Linked DNA regions of Homo sapiens: all the other regions are linked to region 1. A link is a loop called in an ENCODE intact Hi-C map of the cell type or tissue named here. Cell type or tissue: heart right ventricle. All regions are shown on one strand.

Region 1 (8,000 bases):
CAAACTAAGGAGTAGATAATAATAGCTAACATTCTTTAAGTGTTTACTATGTATATTTTACATGTATTATCTCATTTAATACTTACAACAAATATACTAGTAGGTTCTACTATTGTCCCCTATTATAGATGAGGAAACTGAGGCACAGAGATGTAAAGAAACTTATCCAAGGTAGCAATGATGTTGAAATATGATTCAAATCTGGGAAGTCTGATTTCAGAGTACACTTTAAACCATTACGCCACCTTATGACTACAACAAAAGGTACACTAGAATATGTGCTTTAAAATACGGCTAAAAACAAAGTTATTGAGAAGATATTAAGTGGGAGAGCTGAGTTCAGACTGTGAGAGTTGGGAACTTTATGGAAATGGCCAGGTATTTAAAATTAGGTAGTACTTTCAAAGAAAAAATGAAGAGAAATGGAATTCACATAGTGGTAATAACACAGATTCTAAGCTCCTTGGGGGAAGGAAGTGTGCTTTTTGTTACTGTAAACTGATCGACTAGAAAAAGGTCTGTGAGTGAGCTGATGTTGAATGAACATAGAGATTTGGGGCGTGTCAAGCATCATAGGCATCCTGTGGCCATATGCTACAGTTTAATGTCACTGAAAGAACATGCATGAACATGTGAGTGGGTGAAGATTGATGTTCAGAGCATATTTGGGAAAGCAGTACTTGTGGGTCAACATAATCAAAGAATAGGAGCTTAGCATAAGGTGTAAAATGTCTCATTCTGTACAATTTACTTTATACTGTCAAGTTGGAATCCCTGATTGAAATGATTTCTTCCAAAATTCTATGAGTGGTTTTTCCAAAGAAGCATTAAATTTATTTGCATATAAACTAGGCCAAATTTTAAACTGTTCTCAATAATGTTATTTTCATATAATAGCTTTTATATCTTAAGTACCTTAAAGAAATTATTGACCCCAAATATTACTTCAGTGTTAAAGAGGAAAAATGAATATAAAATATGCTTCAAATAACAAATATTGAGCAGATATAAATAAGATGAATAAATAAACCAACAATGGCCAAGTAAAGATATTTTAAAATTAGGAACCTAATAGTAGTTGAAAAATATTTATCTTTGCCTATAATTTTTAAAATGTAAAATGTAGATTATAACAACCTTGAGATAATATGTTACACCTGTAAGAGTGACAGAAATATTTTCAATGATAATGCTGGCTATGTTGTGATCAAATTGGCCAAACAAAACATTGTTAGTAACTTTATAAATTATAGAATCCTTTTGGAAACAATATGTTTCAACAATCATGAAAAAATTCATATCATAGTTATATCGTTTTTGGAAAGTTGCTCATTTATTTACTTAACAGATTTTTATTGAGCACCTATGCTGGTGGCCTAGAACATAAATATCGGCGATATGTATCACCTTCCTTCAAAAAGCTAATATACTAATTGAAGGCTTGAAACAAATCATAAAATACTTTTAGTTGAGTAATAGCTTTAATAAGGTATAATATGCATGGGAAAAAAAGAAAACCAAGAATAAATTATCCTTAGGAAACCGTTTTATTTAAACAGCAAAAGGCGGATTCATGAAGATGTCTGCAATAACAAAACATAATAAAGGGATACAAAACTCCCCAAACCTAAAATATATTGACTTGATAAGATAGTTTAAAGCATTCAGATAAGACAGGGTAGAATATGACAATACTTTTATAATTGCAGAACCATAGTAAATAAAAAGATAATAAAATGGCATTTAATGTTATGTTTTTTGTCCAGTAAATGGTAAACTTTATTTATTTGATGGTTCTTGGAAAGTTGAAGAAAAATCTCTTTGAATTATAAAATTATAGAGATTATACCTGAATAAAATTGAAAACTCTGCTATGTTAAGTTGTGGAATGTTAAGGCAAATTAGTATTACATTTGCACCATATATTCCAAGAAATTCAAAATTGCTCTAAATTATAAACACAGTATTTCTTTCAAATAAGTGGGTATTGTTTGGTGGCTATCTCAATATTTTTCATGCAAGAAAAATGAAGCCGAGATTATTTAAATGACGTGTCACTTGTTTGATACAACAGGAGAGGCTCTTTAACTCAACTTAACAATGATTTCCAATGGGTTCAGCAGCATCTAATCAGAAACTTTCAAAGCAACCTTTTCTTTATCTGCCAGACTTTGAATATGGAACACAGTGTGTTTTTTTTCACCAGGTATTATATTATAGCACTATAAAGTCATTCTGGATGTCTAACTATGACACTTCTTTGTACAAAGTTCACAGATATAAAATTTTGAAAAAATTTTGAGCCAGTAAAATTTCTTCCAGAAGGCAAAATTCCATGAGGTTTTGTTTTTAATATCTGCATACACACAGTTTTCATCATCAAAGCAAGTTAATAGTATTGCAAGAAAAATAACTCTCAGGATTATACTATAATCACATAGACTTTTCAGCATTGACCCCTGCTGTTATTAGGTGGAATACTACTTTAAGTATGGCTGCAAACACTTGTACCTAATTGCACTTGTGAAGTAAATAACAATGCTTGGATTGTGCCCTTTCCTGCTCCAAAGCTGTTTGCAGTTGTACCAACAAGTTGATAGGTACGATTTGACCTCTGGCTCACAAGTTTGAAAACAAATGGCCCGTGCACATTTCAGACAATTATTTCTTTAGAACAATTTATGTTGGTCCCAGCTTTTACGTAAGTATTCTATAAAAGAAAGGTGTTACGTAGTATAATGTTTCTACAGAAATCTTTAACTCTTTAAAAGTTGGAAAGAAAAGTTATGTCTTCAAATAAGTTATTTTTAATTTTTCAAAGAAAATGCTTCGTGATTATTTATTTGACTTTGCACAGTCTAAATTGAAAACTGAAACAAGTCTTTTTACTTAGAAAAAAAGAATTATCAATTCTTTGAATAGATCTAATAATACTGAATAGACCTAATGTTTTAGAACTATATCTATCTGTGCTTTCACAGAGCCAAGTTTGTGAGATAGACACAACACTAATTAATATTTCTCTTATTCTTTTAAAATGGGAAAAGTAATAAAGATATTAGCCAATTATGTTTCTTATTGCTCTCCTTATGTTCTCAGACATTTAGCTGTCCCTAATTTAGCCTTCTCTCCTGCCTGCTTGCTTACAAACTCCCAAGTTCATATTTTAAGCAATTTCAATCAGGACAGATTAATAAATCCCAGCCTATTCATGGGAATTAACTAATTCAGAATGAATCTTTCCTAATTGTTTTGTGTTCACATGGGTGTTTGCTTTGGCCCCTCTCCAAGCCTCCAGCCAAGGGAGAACATTGTCTCACCACACCCAACTAAAAACAGAGTCAAGGAATGATTCCTTTGGTGAAAGCGTCACTGAATAAGCAGTTTTAGCTTGGTGCGTGTGTGTGTGTTTTTTAAAAGGAGATCTGTTTGTAGATTGTCAACAAAGCAGTTTCCACATAGAAGAATACCAATTCCTATTGTTGCTTTTTTTCCTAGCAATAACATTCTGAAATTTGCAATCTTTAGCACCAAGTTTTTAAAATCCTAAATGACATGTTGTTTTTTCCTGTATGAAAGTTTTCTTAAAAAGCAAATTGTAATTATTTTCTCAATCGTTTTCTTTTTGTTTTTCACCTCTACCCTTCCAAAATAACATAATTTCTGATAGTGTCATCTTTTAAATTTTAAAAGCGCATTCCTGAGTTAGCTCTTTCTTTTCAGAAGGCAAACATTGGTGCTCCAGTATAAAAACTAAAAGGTGCTGACACTATTATGGCACAGAACTTTTTACATAGTTTCTTGCCCTTCTGCATATGAAAGTCCAGAATTAGTTATTACATGGTTGGATCTGGGGACTGTGTCTGAGCCCACCAGAGAAGCCTGGTCCAAGCTTCCCATATCAGGGATCTCTTAATTTTTGAAGAATAATGCAGATTGGGTGCTTATAAAAAAAAAAAAAAAAAGAGAAATATGCCCATGAGCTGAATTGATATTCTAGAGAAAAATGGAGAGGCTTTCATAGAGAAATGAGGAAGTGCTAGTGAGGTTTTAGAGCCTCTGGTTCCTCTCCAAATCTACATCCAGGAAGTATCACCACCACTTTCCAAGGTGATGAATCAGACAATCCACTCCTCTCAGGAGCGGTTTCTGCAGTGGTGGCTGGCAAAGCACTTAGCTTGAGGGTTCATAAACACTTTTTGAAAATGGTAGTGATGACAGGCTCGGTGGTCTTTTGCCATAAGGCTTATGGGAGAAGGATTTTAGTCGTAGGGTTTTAAATAAATGCCACTGATAAGAGCTCAATGAGATAAAAAATATGTGTAGATGTAAGAACACAAACAGAAATTTGAAAACATCTTTGTCTTCCACAAGGTCATAAGAATCATAAGAATTTACTTTTGACCCAGAAAGTGAATGACTGACTTCCTTTCATGGTATGTTAATGCTGACCTAAGATAAAATATATAAACATCAAATAAGTATGTCATGTGTATGCTTTCAGAGTGTGGAGGAGGTGTCTGATCCTGCAACATAAATGTTCTGGTGGTATTTACCAAGTAACCTCTCATTTGGAAAAATAAAAACTTATCTGTCTCTTATTTTCTAAAAATTCTCCCCATTTTATAATGTTCTCCAGTTAAGAAAACTAGGTCTCTTTAACTCCTTTAGGGGACACCAAAAGCCAAATCAAACTAGGTAAGTTTCTGCTTTATTTTTCACAGCACAAATTTAAATATTGCCAAGTCTCATAAACCACGCCCTGTTTGTGAATGAATCTCAGGGAACATTTCAAAAACAACAGAGCAGACCTTTTGATTTTCCTTATCCACATTCTTTATTCTTCTCTTATTTCATATCCCTTTTTTGTACTTTCTTGATTAAAAAGAGAAACATAAACATTCTGTTCTAACACCTCCAATCCAATCTATATAAATGATGCTACCTGACTGCACTTCGCAATACTTAGTAAACTGTGCTCCCACGTTGCTCTGTATTTGTTTTTTATGTTTTTATATTTATTTTTTATATTGCTGTATTTATTTTTTATATTGCTTTTCACTATTCGGGAAACAATCCACAAGCATTTACTAAGCACATTCCACCTATTTAGTCTCTAGTATTAATTTCCTCCTTCTTGGAAAACTTAAGTTACACTGTGAAGGGCTCTGTGAAAGATGAGAAGGTTCTAACCCCTTTCTCCTGGAAGCTAACGTGTGCATGCGTGCACGTGTGTATAAAAGAGCAGGGTGAGTACATGAGGGATATATGTATAAACAATCAACTGCACTTCAAGTCAGAATGAGGAAAGTGATCACAGTATTTTAGATGTGTCTCTTCTGATTGTAAGACACATACCCACAAGGTCTGTGAAGCAGGCAGCTTGAGAGGAAGAAGATGGGCAGAGAATGAGGAGGAGGAGGCATTCTCTCCTGAGGCAGGGGAGTGATGGGCAAGTGCCCTGCGTGAGGGAGCTGAGCTGCCTGCGTAGGTGATTTAGTGCATGCCTATTTGCCTTAATCTCTAGGACATCGAATGTGTCCATGAGATGGCCTCTGATATGGCTTGGATGTTTGCCCTTGCCGAATCTCATGTTCAGTTGTAATCCTCAATGTTGAAGGTGGGGCCTGGTGGGAGGTAACTGGATCACGGGGCTGGTTTCTCATGGTTTAACACCATCCCCTTTTGGTGCTGCCATCGAGATAGTGAGTTCTCATGAGATCTAATTGTTTAAAAGCGTGTGGCACCTCCTCCCTCTCTCTCTTGCTTGTACTCCTTCCATGTGATGGGTGTGCTCCCCCTTTGCCTTCTGTCATGGTTGTAAGTTTCCTGAGGCCTCCCCAGAAGCTGAGCAGATGCCAGCATTATGCTTGCTGTACAGCCTGTGGAACCATGAGCCAATTAAACCTCTTTATTTTCATATATAAATTACCCAGTCTCAGGTATTTCTTTATAGCGATGCAAGAAGGAGCTAATACAACCTTGATGACCACACAGGATGCTCAAGTTAATACATTGTAATATACACATCGTCCTGAATGAGTGGGTTTTCTTTCATCTCTGTCAGAATGTAGCGTCTCATTCAAACACTATTTTCTTTGTAGTCAAAAGTGTCCCATTGAGTTTAGACCTTAGGGAGATAATGTTTTGAACCTGGTTTGAGCCTTAAATTTCATGTGCTTTTAGGTCTTCAGTTTTTTAAACAAAAAACCTTAAAGCTAAAAATACTCAACAATAAATTCAGAAAACGTAAGATGATTTCCTAGGATTCTTTTTTGGGAGGCTGAGGGGGACGTGAAAGAGAGTTCCTTGAACTTCCTTTGTGGACTTACAACATCACTTTCTCCTGATTCTCTGATCACTTTTTTTCTTAAAGGATTAAAAGTCATTTGTTATTTCACCAATGTGTTCATTTACTCAGCATTTATGATAGCATATTGCAGTCCAAGCATTGTGAGAACTCAAGGAGCTCAAAGAGTATTTTTGGTTTGTCATTTTTTCCTTTTATTTTGGTTTTTAGGCTGAAACTAAAAAAATAAAATGAGATAAATGCTCTGCCAGGAGAAGCCCAGAGCACCCAGGGAGCCTGGAGGAAGAATCTTTTCTTCCTATCCAGAGAAGTCAGGAAGAACTCCAGAGCTTAGTCCAAGCTGAGCCTTTGAAGATTAAGAAGTGGCCAAGCACAGGGCACAGAATGTGAAAGTATATAAAGGCAAGAGGGAATATGAAAAGTGGTGGGAAACTGAGGAGGATAGAAAGGGCCAACCAAAAAACAGCAAAAAAATGCAGTGGGAGTGGCTGCTGATGCCACTCAACTGGGGGAAAGATGGCAAGTTAGAGGAAAGCAGGCTGAGTTTGTGCTGCCTGGGGCCACCCCTGTTTACTCTTGTTTTACTCCCTGGACTCCCTATTTGAATACTGTCAGAGATGACTGCAATTCCACAGAAGGCATTCAAGGCCCTGCTATCCTATCTCCAGTGACAACTTTCCAGCCTGACCTTCACACTACTGATCTCCCTGCTCTCAAGCACACCCTGCAAGCTCAAACTCTGAGCCTTTGCTTATCTAGGCTCGGCTGAGCTTTATGCTACTTGGTGAAGTCTGACTCATTCTGCAGGGTCCATTTAAATGTACCTTCTGTGTAAAGCACTCTGGGACTCCTTATAAGCCCTAAATCAAAATGAATAACTGTCTCCTGTATGCTGCCATGATACTGTACTTTAATCTTCTTCCATTAAATGAGCACTTATAACATTGGACTCAGAATAGCTAGTAAGTAGCTGTAGATACTATGTGCTATGTATAAGTTATTTCTTTAACTATGCTAGCTCATTTAATATTCATAACTGATCTATGAGGATCATACTATTACCTTATTTTACAAATATGCAAACTGGGGCAGAGAAAATTGAAGTAACCTACCCAAGACCACACAGCTAACAAATAAGAAAGCCAGGATTCAACCCAGCCAGCCTGCCTTTAGGGTCCATACTCCTATGGTGAACTCTCCTATAATGAACTCCGGAAAACTAAGACTGGGTTTCACTCACCCTTGTATGCCCACTAGCTCTAGGGCTGGAAACACTCCATGACCATCTGTTACATTATTATTTATGTTAAGACTTTTAAAACTCGGATGATAACTTTTAATAACTTCCTGTGATAATATCTTCTGGTCTCACTGCTGTATGATCAGGAAGCTGTTTATAATATTTATCTTTAATCTTCCTTACTATTGTCAAAATACATCCTCTCTGGTTCAATAATCACTGGACCACCAAAAAACTCTTGTCTTCAATTCAAAATTCAATTCTGTCTTCAATTTTAGAAAAAGCCTTCTGTCTCTACTGGATCCTCCCCATCAATGTACAAATGTACTTCTGTTTTTTCTCATCTTAAAAATTTTGTTAAAAAATACCAAAATCTGTTACTCCCACTTTTCTTCCCTGCTACATCTCCATTTTTCTTACCCTTTAGAGCAAAACTCTCAGCAAGATTTG
Region 2 (8,000 bases), 220 kb after region 1:
GCAATTGTTAGCTTGCTATTGGGCTTTGCTGGAAATGGAGCACCTCTGCTTCAACCATGATATCTTTATGAGGCTTGAAATTCCTATTATGACTTGGGTCATGAGTTCCCCCAAAGCTCACCGGATAGGGCACACCCAAGAAAGTAGCATCATCAAATGGAAATGGTACATACAAGACCAGGCTAAGCCAAAACCAAAGGGGGTATCACTTTTACATGAGGATATATACAAAACTTGCCAGCTCAGGAAACCACCAAGCAAGTCCTACAGATAGGGAAGGAAACCTCCCCCGCCCAATGGGGCAAATCCTTTAAAGAACTAAGCCCAGAGGATCAGAAACATGCTTGGTTTACTGATGGATCTACCAAATACATTGATGGGACCCGATGCTAGAAGGCCATGGCTCATAACCCTGTTAAAAAGCATAAGCATTTCTGATGAAGGAAGGGGTGGGAGCAGCCAGCTGGCTGAACTAGTAGTGGTCCTCTGAGCTATTCAGGAGGAGGCCAGAGGGATTTGCCACTTGAATACCAACTCTTGGTCAGTAGCAAATGTTCTTACCACCTGGATGCCCCAATGGCAACAAAACAAATGGTTAATTGGGAATGAAGAGGTTTGGGGTAAACAATACTGGGAAGATATCTGAATCCTGGCACACACTACCATTATCACTGTTTTCCATGTTGATGCTCATGCGTCTGTTTGCTCTTGACAGACTATTTCATCAGCAGGCAGATCAACAGGCCAAAATTTCCACCATAACTGCAAACTTGAATGTGGATGAATGGATTACAACATGTTCAAGACTTGCAATGAGAGGCTTTATAATGTATGGTGGTATAATTGATAGTGCTTACCGGGGAGAGTTAAAGGTCATTTTATACAATACCACTCCAGATTCTTTTGCTATAAAACCTCAGATGCAGGTTGCTCAATTGTTAGTGGAACCTTGTCAGCAATTAACCCCTGAGGAAATCTGCCCCAACAGAGGCTACATGCAGAACTGGGGGATTCAGATCCTGGAGCCAAAATCCTGGAGCCAAAATATGGGTACAGCGTCCATCAGGTCCCACCCTTAAGACTGGTGACCTTGTAGCTATAGGAGCAGAAAATGAAGCACACTACAATTTCCTAAAGATGAAAAACAATATCATGTTCCCCTCTGTTTTTGTTATCACATGGAATAACCTATCTACTAATGGTCAGCACCTGTGTCTTTGTGTCTGACGCCAAGATTAAATTCATCAACTGGGTAGCCACCGCTGCAGAGGAAGCCAACCACAGTCAATGTTGGCTATGTGGGAATGAGCTACCTTGGAGAATCCTCCCTGCTAACATTTCTGAATGACTATGTCGCTACCAATGGGACCACAACAACAACACTTGCAATCCAACCTGGACTTTCTTTGACCAAACCAAGCCTTGGTACTCTGGGGTTTCTCCTGCCAGACAATTGTCAACACATGCTCCAAATCAACAACATTACCCCCAATGAAACACAATCTCTTTCCTACTTTTATAACACATTAGTACACTATGATTACAGTAACTCCATTGCTGTCCCCTGCGGGGCCCTCTGGGTATGCGGATCCTATGGGTAGCGATACCTGCCCCCATATTGGATGGGGATATGCACTTGGGGGTGGCCATTAATTCCATTCACCATCCGGGATAATATTCCCCTCCCCAGTAATCTAGATGCTTACAAACATCCCTGGTTAGAATGCATCCGACTCCGTAGGGGTGGTATCCTATCACAGCATTCTCCCCTGCAGCTGATACAATCCTGCTTCAGCAACAAATTAAAACATTAAGCTCACTTCTAAGAAAAGCTCTTAATGATAGTAGCACTGGATGTATGTTGTTATCAGATGAATTTGCTCAGCTATGTACTGTTGTGTTGCAAATGGAAAGGCATTAGATATGCTTACTGCAGCCCAAGGAGGGGTTTGCACCTTACTGCACTGGATGTTATGTGTATATCCCTGACAATTCTCACAATATTACTCTCCTTGCAAAGCCATGATGGGTGTGTTATTAATTTTGCTTTTAATTCTCCTGTGCTTACCCTGTATCTGTAATCTCTATCAACTATGCCTTCCCCATGTATCTGTAGGGGTATTTTCCTGCGATTGAGTATCAGATTGAAGCCGAATGTGGAGGAAAACTTAAATATTAAATTTGAACTCAATTGAACATGGACACAAACAATGGCCACCAAGTCCCAGAACAGGTGGTGTGAGCCCCTTGAGGAATTCATCGAGCGCTGTTTCAAATAAATCTCTATTTAAATTCCTATTTGTTAGTTATTGAAACACAACAGACAATCGCAAACACAAGTTGACCTTTTTGTGTTCCTTGAGTCCAGTCGGGAAGGGCCCTTGTGACTGGGTCTCATGCCAAACAACTTGTTACGATAAGAGCTAGGGTCCCAGACCATGAGGAAACTTCATGAGAATCCTCTGTAGTCTGGTGAGTGTAGTGTCCGACTCTGGAGCCCAGGCTGTTGCTTCCCGGTGTGGTGGTGAATCCTCCACAGTCTGGTGAGTGTACCTATAAATATATCTTTTCCTTCTCCCCTTCCCATTGCAATTTGCTTATTATATCATTTGCTTATTATATCCGCGTTGCCATTTAATTGGGATAAAGGTTGTTTACCCTTAAAAGTATGGTGTGTGTGTCTTTTCTTCTCCCCTTGCGCCTTTCTCGCACAGAACAATAGGCTCGTCCATTACTTTCAGTCGTTACATTTCTTGGAAGTTTCGTAATCCGGTGCTGATTCTAGTGTTTGGATGCCCATACTAAGTTTCTGCTTTTCAAGATGTCAATTTAACATCTCACCTCGCAATCACGTTGTTCTAATTTTAACAATTATTTATTGAACCCTTAAGTTCTAGACACTGCAGAATGCTTTACCTAAGATTTTCCAATTTCGTTCTCAAAACTTCCCCGTGCGTTGGTCGCTATTAACTCCATTTGACAGATCTGGAAACTGGGGCCCAGAGAGGCTAGTCCAGGCCACTCAGCTAGTCACTCTTGGAGCGGGGCCTCTGATCTAGCTAGTGGTGTAATAGAAATTGTAAATCATTTCAAAGAATATATATATTTCCCGTAACACCCTAGAGTTTTCTCCTAGCCCAAGAATTGTCCTTTTTGACCTCTGGTGATTGTTTCTCCTTGAGCCAGATAAGCTGCAAACCTGTTGGAAGCAGTGAAGGGCCATAGGGAAGAGCAGCCTTTGGGGAGACAGCCACCTGAAATTCTGCTCCACAACCTCCGCTCCAGGAGAGCGGGCCGAACGCACCGCGGTCGCAGCTTTCCTGAGGACACGGGTCCCCATGTCACTAGCGACACCTGCGCTCCGGGCCCAAAGCACAATCACAAAGTGCGGGACCTTTGGGCGGTGCTGGGCGGCCTGGCCCCGCAGCCACTGGGCCGGTTGGTCCCGCAGGACTCTGCTCCGTGGAGCTTTTGTCCTTGGGCCGGGGCCCTGCGACCCGCGCTACCCAGGTCGAGCCCCGCCAGGAGGCTCCCTCCTCCCGCCATTCTCCAGAGAGTAGGGGGTCGGGAAGGAGAGAACGGCGGGGCGGGGCCTGCCACCCACAGTCCCCAACCCAAGGACGTCACGGTCCCAGGTGCGAGTGCGAGCGGGCGGGAGTCCACCCCGCGCCTCCCTCCTCTGCTGAACTCCCCACCTCTGTAAAAGCGGCCCGGGCCGGCCCCCGGCTCCATTTTCTCGCGGCGGCCACACCTGGAGCCGCGCCTTTGGGTTGGGCTGGGCTGGGCCGCGCAACCGCCACGGGAAGACAGCCCTCGGGGCGGGGAGGGAGAGGGTGGCCGGGCCGGGGGGAGGCCGGGGCCAGGGAGGAGCCGAGTGCGCGCTCGGGGCAGGCGGCGGCGCGGAGCGGTGCGGCGGCGGGAGGCGGAGGCGAGGGTGCGATGGCGCGGAGCCCGGGACGCGCGTACGCCCTGCTGCTTCTCCTGGTAAGTGCCGCAAGCGGGACAGGGGAGCCACCGCCGGGGAGGGCGTCGGTAGGCGAGGTCTAGACCTCGCGACCAGACTTGCCCGCCGCCCTTGTGCGCGTTACCTGCCCGGCGCTCCTTCCTGCTGCCCGAGGGGGGAAAAGGGCCGGGCAGGCTGCGGCGAGATCCGACCTGGGGCTTCGGAAAATCCTCTTGGCTGGAGCCAGGAGAGTAAGTTGCGACCTATCGAAGTTGTGTTTTCCTTCCCGCGTCACCCAGGCCCCAGCGCCCTTTTCTGTGGTGTGTGGGTGTAGTGAGCCCTGGGGCGGGGAACACCATTGCTGGGGGTCGGAGGCTTTGTTGAGAGTCTCTGGGACGAGAAACGTGGAGGCAATAGGGAACAACCTCGCGCTTCTTCCACGTTCCTTAAATTTCCCTAGGATTCCCCAGCTCCTCTAGCCGCCGACACAAGCCAGTGAACTGGGGAAACCAGGAACATACTTGTATTCTTAGAGTGCAAAAAGTTGGCTAAAAATTTTTTAAAAAGGTGTAATTTACAAAGCTTAATTTTAAGTGGATCACCCACATATAGTTTTAACTTAAAGTTTATGAAGTTGGTGTTTCAAAAGTTTTCCAATATTAAAGATAATAAACATATGTAATAGTTTGAAGCCTTATTCATTTAAAAGGTTACAGAAAATGGAAGTGTAGCGCCCCCTCCCCCACGCCCCACCCCTCACTCCCGGAAACGACGTTCAGTCCCTGGATTTAGAGTTCTTTTGCTCAAATTGGATTTTAAACTGTTGGTTTTCTGTTTGTTTAAGGGGTTGCACGTATGTATCTCGCTTATAGGGGTTTACTAAAGGGGTTTTAATAAAGTGACAGTTATGCTGCAAATATAGGTGTGAGTTCACCTTCCAGAGAGTTCACAAATATGTGTTTACAGAGATTAGATGCAAAATCATACTCAGTTTTCTTACGTAATAATTAAAAATGCAAATACATTCACTATATTCAAAGTTCTAACTTCCAAAACATGAGCCCTTCTATCCTCGAGTTTTGGTGGGATGTGGAAGAAAATCGTGTGTGTGTGTGTGTGTGTGTGTGTGTGTCTCAAAACGGAAAAAGGCGTGACTGAATCCAGTCTAGAGATTTCCATGAACTCTCAGGTGGAAGAGCATGATAATTAGGGCGTCCAGGCCTAGCACACAGTTCATTTTCATGCTCTATTTATCCATTTCATTTTCCCCGTGTCCTTGAGGTAACTTTCAATGAAAATTCATTTTGTTGACAAAACTTTTCTAAGACGTGATCTGGGACGTCGTTTTTAGCCTCTGGGCTGGCAAAACAACTAATCCTGTCACCTTGATGTTTCCTTGTTTAAGGAGAATCCCAAGCTAATGTAACACCTAGCTTACTTTGAGAGTTACATATTCTTTCCATATATGAAAATAAATGACCTTTAATCTTCAAATAATGTAGCAATCAGGCCAATTTGTACACTCACAGAGTAGCAGGTAAGCAAATTAGGCATATCTTTCATTTTAGCAATTTGATACTTTTACCTTATTGGGCAGTAATAAACATCTCCTTTAGAAAGCGACTATAGCCAATGGAACAGGAGCAAAATTCTTGGACTGTTCTATGTATTTTCTATAAAACTTTCTGCAGTATAAATTTGAATATGTTTATTTTTGTCCAGAGAGTAGTGGGCAATGCAGCATTTTACCCCCAGTGTGTTTGCAGTTGCAGTTTTTTGGTAAAAAAAAAAAAAAAAAAAAAAATGGAAAGCAACTCATCTGACAGAAGTAGTTGCCAAGGAAACAGGTCCTTTATTGGAAGGAATATAAATTGTAGTCTGTTAGATCAGAGTTCAGTTGCAAATAACGGAATTTACTCTAGCTATTTAAAGCAAGAATAGGTTTATTTCGGGGCACTAAACTGACTACCTAAGTGTAGGAAGGATTGAGAAGACTGCCATTTGAGCTGTCAGTAATGACTTCAAAGCCACACAGCAGAGCCACACCGCTTAGGGAGCTGCTGCCTCTCCTGTGACCAGGAACTGCACTGCCACTCCCACAGTCTGAAAAACTGCTGTGATCAGGGTGCTACTTTTGCTACCAGCTGCAGACCCATGCATGCCACATCTGCTAGGATGCATAACAACATGGATGCTTGTACCTTGCCTCTTGGTGTTCACAAATCTAGTAGCTGGACACTAGAGCCATAATAAGATGACTACAAAGAACCCAGCTCCATACGTCCATATCTGCTTGCCAGGAGGCACAGAGCTCTGTTTCACTTCCTTCTTTCAAATCTCATGTAAATACTAATTGAACCCAAACCCCATTCAGAACGAAGCCTGCAGTGGAGTCTGTGACACATGGTCTTTCGCTTTCCTCAGCAGTGCAGGGAGACACACCAGAAGGTAGCTGTGTCACCCACATAGCTATCAAACATTTAGGCCAGCTGTATCAAAATGGGAAAAAGAAATAATTTTCTGAATAAAATCAGAGAATATTTCCTCTTCAAGGGTTCTTTGCAATCCATCAACTCCCAAATGGTTCACAGATAGAATTCAAAGAGTTCCTAGAGATGGCAAGGAATTAATTACATATATATTTTAACTAACTTCGGACTGAAATTTAGTATTTCTTTAAATTATGAGTGTGGGGAAGACACTGCACAGTAGTGTGAGCAGTAGCTGTGACTATCACAATAGAATTCATAAATACCTTTACATCTTATGGTGATCTCAAAATACCATTTATTCTGAACATCACTAATAGACTTTCTACTAGATCTTTTACTTAATATGTTAATAAAATACATGATACTGCTGCATCACAAATTGGTATTTTAAAAATGCTGATAACTATTTCAATATAATTGGGTTCATTGATAATCCCCTGTATTTTATTTTATACATTTGAAATCATTAATCTGAGAAGGGGTTCATAGGCCTCGCCAGATTGCCAAGGAGGGCTCGTGGGTGAGAGATTTCCTGATGGTTGCTTCAATTTTGGGTTCGACTAATGAAGCTTGTGCTTTAAAATCAAACTACATTTTAAGGATTCAATGATAGCAGATCACACTGTGAGCAGATATATTTAGTAGGGTATTAGTTTGCTAGGACTGCTGTAACGAAGTGCTAAAAACTGAGTGGCTTAAAACAACAAAAATGTATGATCTCACAGTTCCAGAGGCTAGAAATCCAAAATCAAGATATGGGCAGGGCCATGCTCCCTCTGAAACCAGTTTCCCTCCTTTCCTCTTCCAAGTGCATACTGGTTTGTTGGCAATCTTTGTCATTCCTTCTCTTGTAGGTGCATTCATTACTCCAATCCTCCATCTGCGCATGGCATTCTCTCTTTTGTCTCTTTATATCATCTTCCCTCTGTGCATGTCTGTGTCCTTGTCCAAATTTCCCCATTTTATAAGAACATCGGTTGTACTGGATTATGCCCCAAAATAATGACCTCAGCTTGGTTAAATCTGCAGAGACCCTATTTCCAAATAAGCTCACATTCTGAGGTACTGGTGGTTAGCACTTCAATATATTATCTTTTAGGGGTCATAATTTGATCCATAACAAGTGGATTCAAGTATCTATAAATTATCAATAATATCAGAGTTATGCTTAGTGTTCTAATATACAACTGAATAATATATATTAAAGAATACATTAAAGTATAAATTAGATGGTGAATATTGAAGCCATAAGAATAATCAATTATCATATCCAAGGATTTTAGAAACATGGATTTCTTACTGGTTTTTGTTTCTAAAAGTTAGTAGGTAATGGGAAAATGGCAGCTCTTAACAGAAATTTTCTTTAATTATAACTTAAGGCAAGTACTTTACAAAGAGATATGAGCATTCATTGGCCTACGTACTCTCTGATTATTAGAAATCCCCGATAAGCTAAATTAAAGTTTCCAAGGCTAATATTCTGTGGTGTGTGAGTGTAGTGAGCCCTGGGGCGGGCTCACTACAATATAAATATGTATTTATAGAAACTTCCCAATTGATCTAAT
Region 3 (8,000 bases), 120 kb after region 1:
AGTGTGATTATTCAGTTCTGTTACTATTTTTCTCTATTCAAGCACATAAGGCTCTTTTTGTGTTACCATAAAGTAATAGCTGAGACTGGGTAATTTATAAAGAAAAGAGGTTCAGTTGAATCACCATTTTGCAGGCCATACAGGAAGCAAAGTGCCAACATGTCCTTCCAGTGAGGGCCTCAGGAATCTTACAATCATTGTGGAAGGCAAAGGGGGAGCCAGTGCATCACATGACAAGGGCAGTAGCAGAAGAGAGAAGGGGGAGGTCCTAGACTCCTGTAAACAACCAGATCTCGCAAAAACTCATTTATCACCAAGGCTATGGTGGTAAACCATTCGTGAGGGATCTGCCCGATCACCCCTCACCAGGCCCCACCTCCAACTTTGGGAATCACATTTAAAGATGAGATTTGTGGGTGACAGACATCCAAACCATATCATCAAGTTACTGTGAAGTTTTTTCAGATAGCATATTAGGAAGCCATTTAGCCTTCTGGAAGCAAACATATCGTTTATTCATTGGGTCTTTCGCTTTTCTTTCTCAAGTATCTGAGCAATTTTAGTATTACTACTTTACCACCAAAGCACAACCATACACACTGAAATCATATGGTATATTAACTTAAGAGCTGGCCACCAAAATTATGAAAAATATTTATATATAAGATTGTCATCCAAATGAATACACACAATTTTATAATTTCTTAAGTGAACACAAGGACTCAAAGAGTATATCATGGACTTTCTGTTTGGAAAACATTGCTTTGGGCCAGAGGTCAGCAAACTATGATCCAGAGGTCCTCACCTGTCCCCTGTTTCATAAATAGTTTTATTGGAATACAACCACATACATTCATTTACGTATTTTCTGTGGCTGTTTCCACACTCAAGTTGCTGATATGAATACTTGAGATAGAAACTCTGTATGATATGACCCCTAAAACCTAGAACATTTACTATCTGGCCCTTAACCAAAAGTTTTTCAATTCCTACTTATAGACCAAGGAAAGCTTTGGGATATTTTCTAAAATAACAATAACACCGGCCTGGCAAAGTGGCTCACGTCTGTAATCCCAGCACTTTGGGAGGCCAAGGCGGGCAGATCACCTGAAGTCGGGAGTTTGAGACCAGCCTGACCAACATGGAGAAACCCCATCTCTACTAAAAATACAAAATTAGCCAGGTGTGGTGACACATGTCTGTAATCCCAACTACTCGGGAGGCTGAGGCAGGAGAATCGCTTGAACCCGGGAGGCGGAGGTTGCAGTGAGCTGAGATTGTGCCATTGCACTCCAGCCTCGGCAACAAAAGTGAAACTTAACAACATGAGTTCAACTCTGAAAAGACCACAGTTATAAAAATTATTATGATATTAATTAAGTTCTGAGGTACTAAGCATCTGATCTAAGGCAATGGCAGTAAAAATGGAAAAAAAAAAAAAAAGGAATGGGTATAGGAGACATTGCCAAATACAATACAAAGAGGAATAGAGGAACAAGAGGTCACCTCCCACCATATCAAATTCTGAATATTTAGTCAAGTTTTTCTTCCAGGGATCAGAATTTGTTAAACCTTGCATCCTGGTTAAAAATCAAGAGCTAGACATAACATGCAATTCTTACCTATGTTCTTATCATCTTAGTGACTAACTTTGTATATTATCTCATAATATGTAACTGCTCTTTGCTTTTGTTCTGTCTCCCAACCTACTAAAATAATAGAAGAATTTTGTGCATAAAGAACCTGATCTAAATATCTTTCTACCCCCAGCACCTGGTCCAGTGTCCAAAAGATAGTAGAGACTCACAAAATTTGAGAATAGTATTGATGATACTATTTACCTGAAACTAATGGCATAGATATCATCCAAACAGAAGTCACTGGACTTGATTGCATCATTCGTAACTTCTGCATACAATTATAAATATGAAAAAAATTAACAATGCAGGCAATGTACTATCTGACTTATGTAATGTGCCTTCTGTGATAACAACTTTTTTAAAGATATACTTAATTGCTAAAAAAAAAAAAAAGCTATTGAAATATCAATTTCATGAAAAATTTGTCAAGGTAATTTGGATGCTGTATATACAAAGCCCTATCTATTTTTTTCTGAATGATAACTTTCCAAATCTCTTAAAAAGAGTAAGAAAAAATGTGCTTAAAAATACCAAAGTAATGGAGAAAGGCTAATTAAAATGAAATTTTAAACCTTGATGTTTGTATTACTACCTAGCCAAAAGAACTATTTTAGAGAACATAAGCGTAATTTTCCCATGTTTGACATTTTCAACAGCTGGTGGTCAGCCTCTCATTCCAGATACATCTGGAATGAGGTTACTAATGTCCTCTTACACCTTCTCCATTTTCATTCGGGATACCCCTTAACCCTGAGGAAACTGGACTTTTGACTAAGCTTTATATAACCCTTCTCTTAGTCTGAGGAAATTACAAAGACTCAATTCAAAGGATTTAAGGTGGCTCGTGCCTGTAATCCCAGCACTTTGGGAGGCCAAGGCGGGAGGGTCACTTGAGTCCAGGAGTTCGAGACCAGCCTGGACAACGGGGTGAAACCAAGTCTCTAGCGAAAGATGGGTGTGGGGCGGTCACCTGTAATTCCAGTTACTTGGGAGGGCTGAGGCATGAAAATCACTTGAACGCGGACCAGGGAGGCAGAAGAAAAATAAGGATTTATTGAGAATTGCTATGTGTTAAGGACATGAAGGCAAATAAGATATGGTCCCTGTTCTCAAGGAATTTACAGTTTAACAAGAGAAAGATCTCAGAAAAATGAAAGTCTCTCTGTCAATAACAGCCTCTCCTTGGTATTTATTGATAAGTGTATATGAAAACGCAAGCAATAAAAAAGTGTGTGTGTATATATATATACATATTTGACTTCAACACTGAGAAAAAAGCAAAGCAAAATGCTACCCAATTGGAATTCTAACAAAAAAATTGATTCTCTATTTTTATAATAATTCTAACATTTATTAAGCAATTACTAAACACCAACTATTCTGTTATAAGGTGTATCCAGAGGGTTCACATATATTATCTCATTTAATCCTCACAACTCTCGGAAGAAAATAGGGTCATTGCTTTTTTTTTTTTTTTTTTTTTTTTTTTGAGACAGAGTCTCACTCTGTCACTCAGGCTGGAGTGCAGTGGTGTGATCATTGCAACTCCTCCTCCCAAGTTCAAGCAATTTCACGCATCAGCCTCCGGAGTAGCTGGGATTACAGGCATGCGCCACCACACCCGGCTAATGTTTGTATTTTCAGTAGAGACGGGGTTTCACCATTGCTGGCCAGGCTGGTCTCAAACTCCTGACCTCAAGTGATCTGCCCACCTCAGCTTCGCACAGTGCTGGGATTACATGTGTGAGCCACCGCACCCAGCCAGTAATTCCATTTTTAGAGAAAGTGAAACAAAATTGAAGAAGACAAATAGCTAGTCTCAATTTACCCAGGTGGTGAATGGCAAAGACAAGAACCAACTGGAACTTTCTGGTCCCAAAGTCATATTTAACTGCCACCTTCGTGTCTCACTGCGTAATTGGGGGCCAGTAAAACCGATTTTAGGAAAGAACTAGCATGCCGAGACTTTTCTTCCAAGTCTGTGTACCACTATAAACTCCTTCCCAGCTGTGTGTGCCCTGCTTCTCTCTTCCAGACACATTTGTACCAGGAAATGAGCCTTCCTGGAAACAGAACATACACACTCAGGCAGATATTTGACCATTTCCCCAGTCCCCTGCTGTTGAAAAACTGCTATCACATTCTCTTTTGGATGGAGACTTCTAACTTTCTCCCTTTTTCATACTTAATTCTAAAATGAATCAGTGTCCCCACTAGAATTAGCAGTGTCATATTAAATTAGAACAAAAAAATTGGATGTGAGAATCTAAGCGTAGCTTCTATACTACAATTTACAGCAGCCAAAAGCCTGCCAGAAGCCAAATACATTTCTGGATGTGTTATCTTCATCCTGAGCCCTTCCAGAGCCTCACTCCTGGTCACTGCAGGTCAAACCCCCAGCCACTCTAACACACGCCTGTGTACCTTGTTAAGTGGTTATTCCTCATTTGTTCCTTAAACTGCAGAGACTGAGTTTCCCCAGCCTCTCCCTTTACTTTATGAAGAGACTCCAGAGTAAACCATTGTTTCCATTGCTCTTTACAATCCTTGACCTCTGGACACAATCAGAAAATCCTGACTAAAGGGCCCCACTTGCGAAGAATGAGTAAACAATTTTATGCCTTTCCTCTATTTGGCTTTCCTCCAAGAGGAAAGGTTGACCCCAGAACAATTTCCTGTTCCTAGATTATGTGAAGATCTTTAATTATACAACTTTAGACACATGTTGGTATATTTTCATCACACTCTGTTCAATGGGGAGAGAACTATTAATATTCTTACAAGCAAAAGTGCATTTGTGTATATACATAAGAAAAGCACAAGAGATTTCTCTATCAGAATAGAGGTTATCAGGCCGGGCACAGGGGCTCATGCCTGTAATCCCAGCTCTTTGAGAGGCCAAGGCAGGTGGATCACCCAAGGTCAGGAGTTCAAGACCAGCCTGGCCAACAGGCAAAACCCCCGTCTCTACTAAAAATGTAAAAATTAGCCCGGTGTGGTGGCGCATGCTTATAGTCCCAGCTACTTGGGAGGCTGAGGCAGGAGAATTGCTTGAATCCAGGAGGCAGAGGTTGCAATGAGCTGAGATTGTGCCACTGCACTCCAGCCTGAGCGACAGAATGAGACCCTGTCTCAAAAAAAAAAAAAAAAAAAAAAACTTGAGGTTCTCGATTTTTCATTTATTTGAAGATAGCATGGAATTCTATTAAATAAAAAAATGATTTGTAGAAGAAAGATCTCTTCCAATTGAAAAGTGATTTTTGAGTACATAATTTATATTCAGTTCTGTGCTAAGTATCATGTGGGGTGGTCTATTACGTGGACCAGTGGACTAGGTATTATGTGGATCTGTAAACAGATGTGCAAAAGGAATCAAAATCTCAAACCTCAAGGGTTTTGGCTGAAATTCAAGCACGGCATGCTGAGCCATCTCCAAAGAAGAACCCAAGTAAATTTCTGTGAATGTTTTTCTTATCAGCTCTTCTAAAAAGATGTAACTCTAAAACCTAAGGAAACATTCATGATGTCAGGGAGTTTCCCTGAGAAGCAGAGATTTACCTCACAGAGTTCTGCTGATGGCAAGCCTTGCTGATATCTTGACTTCTGCTGTTGGAAATGCATTGCAAGTGATGCTTAGCTTCCAGAACCCTTCTAAGCAGACATTGTTCAGCAATTCTTTCTTTGCAACTACTTTTTCATTGTGACTTTTCATGTCACCACATCAATCATTCTGGATCAAAAGATTCTATTTTTTATCCAGAATACCCATTTCAAAGGTGACTTTTCTCTGGGCATGGCATTTACTTATTTGAATATGCCCCATAAAGGAGTCTTCCTGTCCACCAGACCCGGCGACTATAATCATCATAAATTCTTTGTAAGTTGTGTACACCATTAAAAAAAAATTACGTGTTCAGTGACATCATATATATTAGCACCTTTATTCTGCTGATTATACTTTCAAAAGATTCTCAGATGTGAGTTCTATAAAGGAAATCTGGGTACTATTTATTTATTCATTCAATAGTGTGAACAGTTTTTATTTTATTCTAAAGCTTTTTTTCATAAACACCTCATTTGGAAAATAATCGTTTTTCATTTCAGCATTTTTGTATAAAAAGTCCAAAACTCCAAAATTTTATTCCAATTTAAAATCACAGCCTTAAATAATCTACATAGCTGATTATGCTAAAAGATGAACAGAAAAACATATCTAAGATACCTAATGCAGTAATAAGTAAAATTTTTTTCAATTCAAAATCTAAACAGCGTATCTCCTGGACCTTATTCTAGTGTGTGGTTTGCTTTACCATGGCTTCTTACTTTATCGAAAGAGAGTTCTTTGCTGTTTCAGAGTTTTTTATTTTCTTTCATTTCAGATGCTGGATTATGAACAAGCACCTAACATTCAGCTTAGTATCGGAGTTAAAAACCAAGCTGATTTTCACTACTCCGTTGCTTCTCAATTCCAAATGCACCCAACCCCTGTGAGAATTCAAGTTGTTGATGTGAGAGAAGGACCTGCATTTCATCCAAGTACTATGGCTTTTAGTGTGCGGGAAGGAATAAAAGGAAGTTCCTTATTGAATTATGTGCTTGGCACATATACAGCCATAGATTTGGACACAGGAAACCCTGCAACAGATGTCAGGTACTGCAACTATTTTCTTCATGTTCTATGGTTCTATCCAGTGTTAATTCATGTAGCATGCGCTAATATATGTTGGTTGTAATACTTTTGGAGGGCTTTTTTGCTTTTATTATTCCTTTGATTTAAAAGACTATTAGAGCATTTGAAATCTTAGAATTTTAAGTGTTTTAGAGGCTTCAATAATGTAAGGGCTCCAACTAGTTATAAAAGTAATTGTGTCCAGTGAGTAATTGTAAGATCAAAGAGCCTCCTAAATTACTCCATAAGTCTTTTTGATCTTTTGTGGCCAGTTTGTTCTACCCTGGACCGGGGCTGATTAAGCCATATTGTGGGCAATAAGTCACCATAAAAGTTGAGTCACTGCTTGTTTTCTTAAACCTGTGTTACTATGACTTAGAGACTAATTTCAATCCTCTGCTTAATCTAAGAGAAAAACCACAATCATAGAAGCGAAAAACAGTGTTTTAGAAAATTGATAGGCATAGGGAGAGTCAGAAGAGGAGAAATAAAAAGATAGTATTGGGGCACTAGGTACCTAGATTATATGTGAATTAGAACAGTGTAAAATATTCTGGAAATAACCACAGTGAAGTACACAGATCTTCTCTATATCCTGCCCTTCTCTATCTCCTTTTCTTCTTCCAATATTCTTAGAGTAAACGAAGTCTACTGACTTATAAGTTACCTTGATGTTCACAGTTTTAGTTATTAAATCAGTTAACAAATTGACAGACGCAAAAAAACCTGTGAAGTCTGCCAGGATGGGTGGAGGTAAAAGCAGTTCAGATAAAGGAACTGAAGACTTGAAATTGTGCCTGGTAGAGACCAGATCTTCTTCCAGTGAGGTCAAGCACTTTAAATCTATCATCTGTAACAAGATCCAGATAGTCACACTGAACAGAGGATATCACAAGCCCCCAACAGGCTATCAGTGAGGTGCTCTGAAATCAACATAGCTGAAAAGCCACAAAAAAAATCCTAAGTATACCACATACAAAAATAAATAAGCAATATGTGTTTCTGAAAATGAATAAAGGATGTTTTACATTGCTATGATTTAATAAATAGAGCTGAAATAAACTCATACATTTTATTAACAATTATCCTAGGAGCCAGAAGAGTAAAAATGATGAAATTTTAAAACTTGCAGACCTGTATATTAATGTATATATCATTGAATTTTTATTGATATATATGTACTTTTTATAAACCAAGGCAATCATCACTATAAAACATAAAAACACAATATTAAAGTTTGCCACATTGTAGCTGTTACATGATTTAAAAGTACTAACTTTCATAAAAGCATGATAACGAACTTTTTTATTTAAAAACAGATATATCATAGGGCATGATGCAGGCAGCTGGTTAAAAATTGATTCAAGAACTGGTGAGATACAATTTTCTAGAGAATTTGATAAGAAGTCAAAATATATTATCAATGGGATATACACAGCAGAGATCCTGGCTATAGATGGTAAGAAAATTTATTTTCAGTATTTTAAGAAAACTAGTACTATTATATTAAATATTATGTTATTCTAATGCTGATATTTGAGTGACTCAGACATTTTTAATGGTGTATGCAAGACTTATGGAAAGCCCTAAACACCTTAAATCAAGAATTGAAGTCAATTAAAATCATAATTTACACTGAAGCCATAGTTTATTTCATCTACTTCCAAAACTGAGTTGTATATGGCTTACAG

The links. A loop is a pair of places that touch in the nucleus more often than their neighbours do. Peaks named below come from ENCODE experiments on the same cell type or tissue, not always from the same donor. Only the 100,000 strongest peaks of a DNase experiment are listed, where the experiment ranks them.
Region 2: it touches region 1 in a loop (4-fold over the local background); 24 of 110 quality-filtered maps call a loop at or near these places.
Region 3: it touches region 1 in a loop (2.0-fold over the local background); 12 of 110 quality-filtered maps call a loop at or near these places.

The regions. Positions count from the first base shown.
Region 1 is chr18:31,271,819-31,279,818 of GRCh38, forward strand. It overlaps LOC124904346 (a long non-coding RNA gene), which reads right to left. Exons shown (of 2, transcript XR_007066446.1): 2 at 6,481-8,000. Among named protein-coding and RNA genes, the nearest start is that of DSG1, 42 kb to the right of the region's middle. In heart right ventricle, no CTCF peak of the experiment used is centred here; a DNase peak (open chromatin) is centred at 3,303; H3K27ac peaks cover 1,469 bases.
Region 2 is chr18:31,494,313-31,502,312 of GRCh38, forward strand. DSG2 (desmoglein 2) reads left to right here and starts at 3,865. Exons shown (of 15, transcript NM_001943.5): 1 at 3,865-3,984. The coding sequence starts at 3,940. RefSeq lists enhancers at 3,255-3,394, 6,110-6,219 and a silencer at 3,595-4,064. In heart right ventricle, no CTCF peak of the experiment used is centred here; DNase peaks (open chromatin) are centred at 3,471, 3,789 and 4,211; H3K4me3 peaks cover 2,105 bases; H3K27ac peaks cover 1,478 bases; H3K27me3 peaks cover 1,057 bases.
Region 3 is chr18:31,393,253-31,401,252 of GRCh38, forward strand. DSG4 (desmoglein 4) reads left to right here. Exons shown (of 16, transcript NM_177986.5): 9 at 6,020-6,291; 10 at 7,629-7,768. The region is part of intron 1 of DSG1-AS1 (DSG1 antisense RNA 1); the gene reads right to left. Among named protein-coding and RNA genes, the nearest start is that of DSG4, 20 kb to the left of the region's middle. RefSeq lists a silencer at 5,020-5,220. In heart right ventricle, CTCF peaks have their summits at 3,798 and 4,001; no DNase peak of the experiment used is centred here; H3K27ac peaks cover 1,615 bases.